Linked DNA regions of Homo sapiens: region 2 is linked to region 1. Evidence: read pairs that join two places in POLR2A ChIA-PET (ENCODE). Cell type or tissue: MCF 10A. All regions are shown on one strand.

Region 1 (2,500 bases):
GTAAGCTTTATCTTTCAAGTGGTGGGAAAGGAGGTCCATGCAGGTGAATGTGAGTGTGTTGGTGTGTGGTATACATAACATCTAGTGGGTACGACGGTGTGATCCTAGGCATGTAAAAAGAACCCCTCAGAGCAGTGGCCATATGGTATTTTCTGCAAATGGTTAGATGCTTTTGAATATTTAAAATCTTCACTCTAAAAATAGAACTGGGTATCTATCTGATAAGGTGGTTATTTCATTTATTATCAAAGGTTAAGTAAACATTTTCACTAGGGACATCACTAAAAAAAAATCATCTCTCAGAGAAAGGAAAATAATTCTTTCCAGTTTAATTTTATTCCTTTTTGCGACAGGAGGGAAGGCTGGGATCCACTGGGTTGATTCCAGGGCCTGTCTCTGGGCTGGGGGTAGAGAGGTAAATAGTGGATGCATCTCTTTGTCTTCCACAGTTTGATGGATGCCAGTCGCCAAATAAGAAATATTTTTAGTTTCAAGCCAGTTGCTACTGAAGTCAAAAGTTCTAATTGTTCATTTATCCACAGTTTTCTGGGTGAGGAAAAGGGCTAAATGGGAAGACAGAGATGCCTTCTCTTGCAGGGGTCATTGTCCTTGACAGTAGTGCATGCCCAGAAGAGACAGCATGACCACTGCAGTAAGACACCTGGGAGCAGGTAAGCACAGCCACCTGGCTGTTAGTGACATGGTTGTCATCATGACTATTATTATTATTTGTTAATATTTGTTCCCAGTGCCATGAGGCTGCTTTCTCAAGCAGCAATTTCTTTATTTCAAAACAAGTTTCAGTGTAATTCACCTCACTCACAAGGGTATTCTAGAAACAAGTGAGTTGCTTGTTGCTCTTTTTAGCTGACACACCGAATAAACCTTGACACTTTCCCTTCCTGGTTTCTCCCTTCCCCTCGCCATCATAGCAGGAGGCTGCTTTGAAATATATTATACTGACAGTGAGCATATGTGCAGCAGTAAATATTATGGTTTCATCTAATGCTTCAACTGTGAAAACAAAAGACAGAAAATGTAGTTCACATAACAGATACTGAGGTCAAAAACTATCGGTACAGATATTCCACATGGCAACTATTACACATTTCATGGAGAGCTTATTTATGGGAACATATTATGAGTCATAGCAATTCATAACATGGTGTGCTATGGAAAATTCCATTCTCCACTCCAACTAAATAGTAGACACACAGCACTCATTTTTGATTAATGAGAGTCATAAACATATCCCACCAGGTATAATACAGTAGTTTACAGCTCTAACCTAAATTGACAGATATATTTTTTTCTTCATAAAACAAGAAAAATGGGATAAGTAAAATTACTGCAGTTCTCAGCCCAACAGTTAACTGGCTACAGCCAGGGCCGGGGCAGTGTCATTACCCACTTATAGGGATTTCAGCTCCTCTGGCATCATTTATTCATTACCTATATTGCAGCATCTTCATCTATTCTATAAAGATCTTTCTAGTTTGAATTAAGATAATGTGCTATCTGTGCTTGTTAGATATGGCATAACGCGGTTTGTACTCACTTTAAATCTCACCAAGTCAGAGAGCATTTTTGCATTTGAGATAGAGCTAAAAATATTCACCCATTAAAATAGTAATCATCATTAAAATTAGCTCACTGATTTTGCTGATTAATTTTTCAGTAACAAGTGTGCTTTCCGAAAAGTTTCAATTAAACATTTTTTGACAAAACTACATTTTTAAATCGTAAGAAGAAAAAGATAATTAAGGAAATAAAAATAGAAAATTTAAATCTACTGTAATTTTTAAAAGCCTGAAAAATTCTCTGACAAAAATAAAGAGTGAAGAGGATGGGGATGGTTGCTATTACTAGAATGTAGGACTGAGTTAGTTTCCTACATTTTCATTTTTGGGCTGTGATCATCACACCTTGGAAATGTTGTCTATTTTTGCCTGTATAGAAAAAGTACAATCTAGCAGACATAAGAATTCAAGGGAAGAGGGCCACTTTGGTGAGATTTAAATCTTTATTTGCATGAGTTCTATTTTCAAATGCAACAGGCATGGTTCAAGTTCCGAACAAGGTTGGAAATCTGTCAAGGTGCAGCTTTAAATCCAGGGGATGAAACCAAGGTTGGCTGCTTATGAGGCAGTCGTTGGTACTTTTTTTTCTCTTTAGAATCTATTTTCGTTGAAGTTAAAGACATAAGCAACTTTTGAAAATTATGGCAGAAGAAATAATGGGTCTTTCTTTCTTTCTTTCTTTCTTTCTTTCTTTCTTTCTTTCTTTCTTTCTCTCTCTCTCTTTCTCTTTCTTTCTTTCTTCTTTCTTTCTTTCTTTCTTTCTTTCTTTCTTTCTTTCTTTCTTTCTTTCTTTCTTTCTTCTTTCTTTCTTTCTTTCCTTCCTTCCTTCCTTCTTTCTTTCTTTCCCTCTTTCTTTCTTTCTTTTTTTTTTTTTTTTGTTTTTTGAGATGGAGTCTCACTCTTTTGCCCAGGCTGGAGTG
Region 2 (2,500 bases), 76 kb after region 1:
CATTTACTTGACTATTTTAAACAGAAAACAAAATGTAGAAATGTAGAAATGAACAAAAATGGAACCTGAGGAACAATGACAGTGTTTTAAATTATTTCCATGAAAGTCCATGCTTTTATTTTTAGGCAATCCTCTTATGTACGCAATCACTGATTATTAATGATTTCCATAAGCACAATTCTTCCAAAAATCTTATCATAAAATATTTCTAACATAAAAGCTGAAAAAATTGCAGAGTGAACACTTGTGTACACTCCACCAGGATTTTATAATTAACATTTATTATCTGTTTTGTTTCATATTTATCTTATTTTCATTCCTCTGTCTAGAAATCAATCTATTATAAATACAATTTTAATCAGTTGATTTATCTTACTTTCCATCAGCAGAAATTTGGAAGCAATTAATTTGGAGGAGGAAAGAGTCTAAGTAAGATGCCTAACAGATCTTGGTGCGTTGACAACCTTGAAACTTGATGTTAATGGACAGGTACAAAGATGAAGATGAGCTGAACAGTCTTAGTGGTTGAAGCTGCTGCATGTAAGATAAGCATGTTAAATCCATGCCATGTATACTGCAAATCCCAATCCTGTGCACAAAGCAGGCATTGCTAAGAAGACCCTGCTGTATTTAAAAAGCCTAGATGCACTGATAGAACCCTCAACACAGGACTCCAGCCATGGACTACCATTGGTTCAGAGCTGCCAGTCCAGTAGTAGCTTATGCATCACCTACGGTAGAGTGGAAACTCTCCTGCACACGCCAGTCACTCCAAGGGCACTTTAATTAAAACCACACAAAATTTTTGTAGATAACAATAAACTTGATTATGGATAAATCATGAAATCAATAAATATAGAGTTCCTGGTACTCACCACCACCACCCCTTCTCTAATTTTTTTTCAAATTCAGGTAATCTCTATACCTTTTGCTTAAAAAAGAAAAGACAAGAAAATAAAATTTTACCTTACAATTCTAACCATCCTGAAAAGTTTTTGTGGCCTGGGTTAGACATGGGAAGGGGTTAGGAAGTTCTCAGTAAGAACAAAAGAAGCAATTATGCAGGTCAATATACAATGCATTGATGACCTAGGTGTGTGGTGGATGTAGGAGATGGAATTCAGCCAGGTGCATATTTTCCTGTAAGAGCCTCGAATGAGTGTGGGATGAATAAGAGGATGAAGGAATGGTATATGTACACACACAGCAATTTCTCAATAATGGATTTTGCAGACATAAATGTCATCTAGCTTTTATCGTTTGGTATAAAATCTCAAAGGCCTTAGCAAAACAATAAACTTCAATTAGCTTGATTGTGAATTTTTATGATTTCTTAATCTATTAACTTCTCATTGCTAATGTTACGGCAGTAATTTTGGAATAACCTGAGCAATAAATGCCATGATTAAGGGAGAAGGCAGGGAGGGGGGGTTAATATATTTTTAAATGGCTACTAGGAAAATAAAAGTTAACTTTTAAAAAAAGTTCTAACATATTAGTGGTGAACTTCATTTATCTAGAAGATTCCTGGAAATGAACTAGCTCATTCTCCAATAAATCATATGTGAGGCATTACCTACTATATATGCAGAGCAATATATTTTGTGACCTGCTGACTTTTTGAGTGAAGTAAAAATATTGCTTTTAATTCATCCTAATTGTAATGAGCTAAATCAATTTGCCTTTTGAGTCCTGCTGACAGCATAGAAATGTGGTGGTGACGGGGAAGAAACAGGAACCAGGGCAGCCAGGCCTGGTGGGTGTCTGGATTCTGCATATGGAACTTGCCTCCTTGCACTGTTTGTGTAGCTGGGCCACTGAAAATAGAGGATTTCCCTTTCTGAGATCCCTGAGGCCAACAGGAAGATCATATTACTGAGCAGTGTGCCATAAGAACTTTACCCTGTGAGGTTCAAAGGCACCATAAAGTTCACACTGGCTTCCACAGATATTTCTACTGATTTCTATTCCGTTTATGGTGAAACTAAAACTGTCACATCTTAAAGGTGACCCCCAGCAAGCAGGTGGTGTTTGAGACAGTGGCACCTTGTTGCAGCTTCTGTTCCTCAGGGTGGAGCATGAATACAATGCAATATCCCCATGCATGTGGATCAAATAATGAAGCAGCTAAACATGTGAAGGCACACTTAGGTCAGTACCTGCCAGACACAGACAGAGAGCAGGTTCAGGTCAATGGAGCACAGCTGAAGCTGGGTCCGGATGGGATGGGTCTAAGTAGAAATAAAGTTTCAAAGGATGGAAAGCCTTTAAACACTTAAAATGGTGCCATGGATGAATACAAATTATTTCCCTAAAAGCTCTCTGGACTCCATCCCTATCGTCATAAATTTTTCGGATGAAGCACCTATAGGCAGGCTGCTGCAGAAACAAATGATAATTACGTGTTTCTAAAATCACATTTTGGCAGTAGGGTCATTTGAGAAGGGCTGCCAGTCCTTTTGCAGCACAGGAAAAACAAAGCTACTGTGAAGACACTAGC

Evidence for each region. Peaks named below come from ENCODE experiments on the same cell type or tissue, not always from the same donor. Only the 100,000 strongest peaks of a DNase experiment are listed, where the experiment ranks them.
Region 2: POLR2A ChIA-PET joins it to region 1 with 5 read pairs; 4 of 35 experiments call an interaction of 5 or more read pairs at or near these places.

The regions. Positions count from the first base shown.
Region 1 is chr10:4,259,558-4,262,057 of GRCh38, forward strand. No RefSeq gene overlaps it. Among named protein-coding and RNA genes, the nearest start is that of LINC00702, 17 kb to the left of the region's middle. In MCF 10A, no CTCF peak of the experiment used is centred here; a DNase peak (open chromatin) is centred at 1,134.
Region 2 is chr10:4,335,978-4,338,477 of GRCh38, forward strand. It overlaps LOC105376370 (a long non-coding RNA gene), which reads left to right. Exons shown (of 3, transcript XR_930589.3): 3 at 387-838. Among named protein-coding and RNA genes, the nearest start is that of LINC00703, 47 kb to the right of the region's middle. In MCF 10A, no CTCF peak of the experiment used is centred here; no DNase peak of the experiment used is centred here.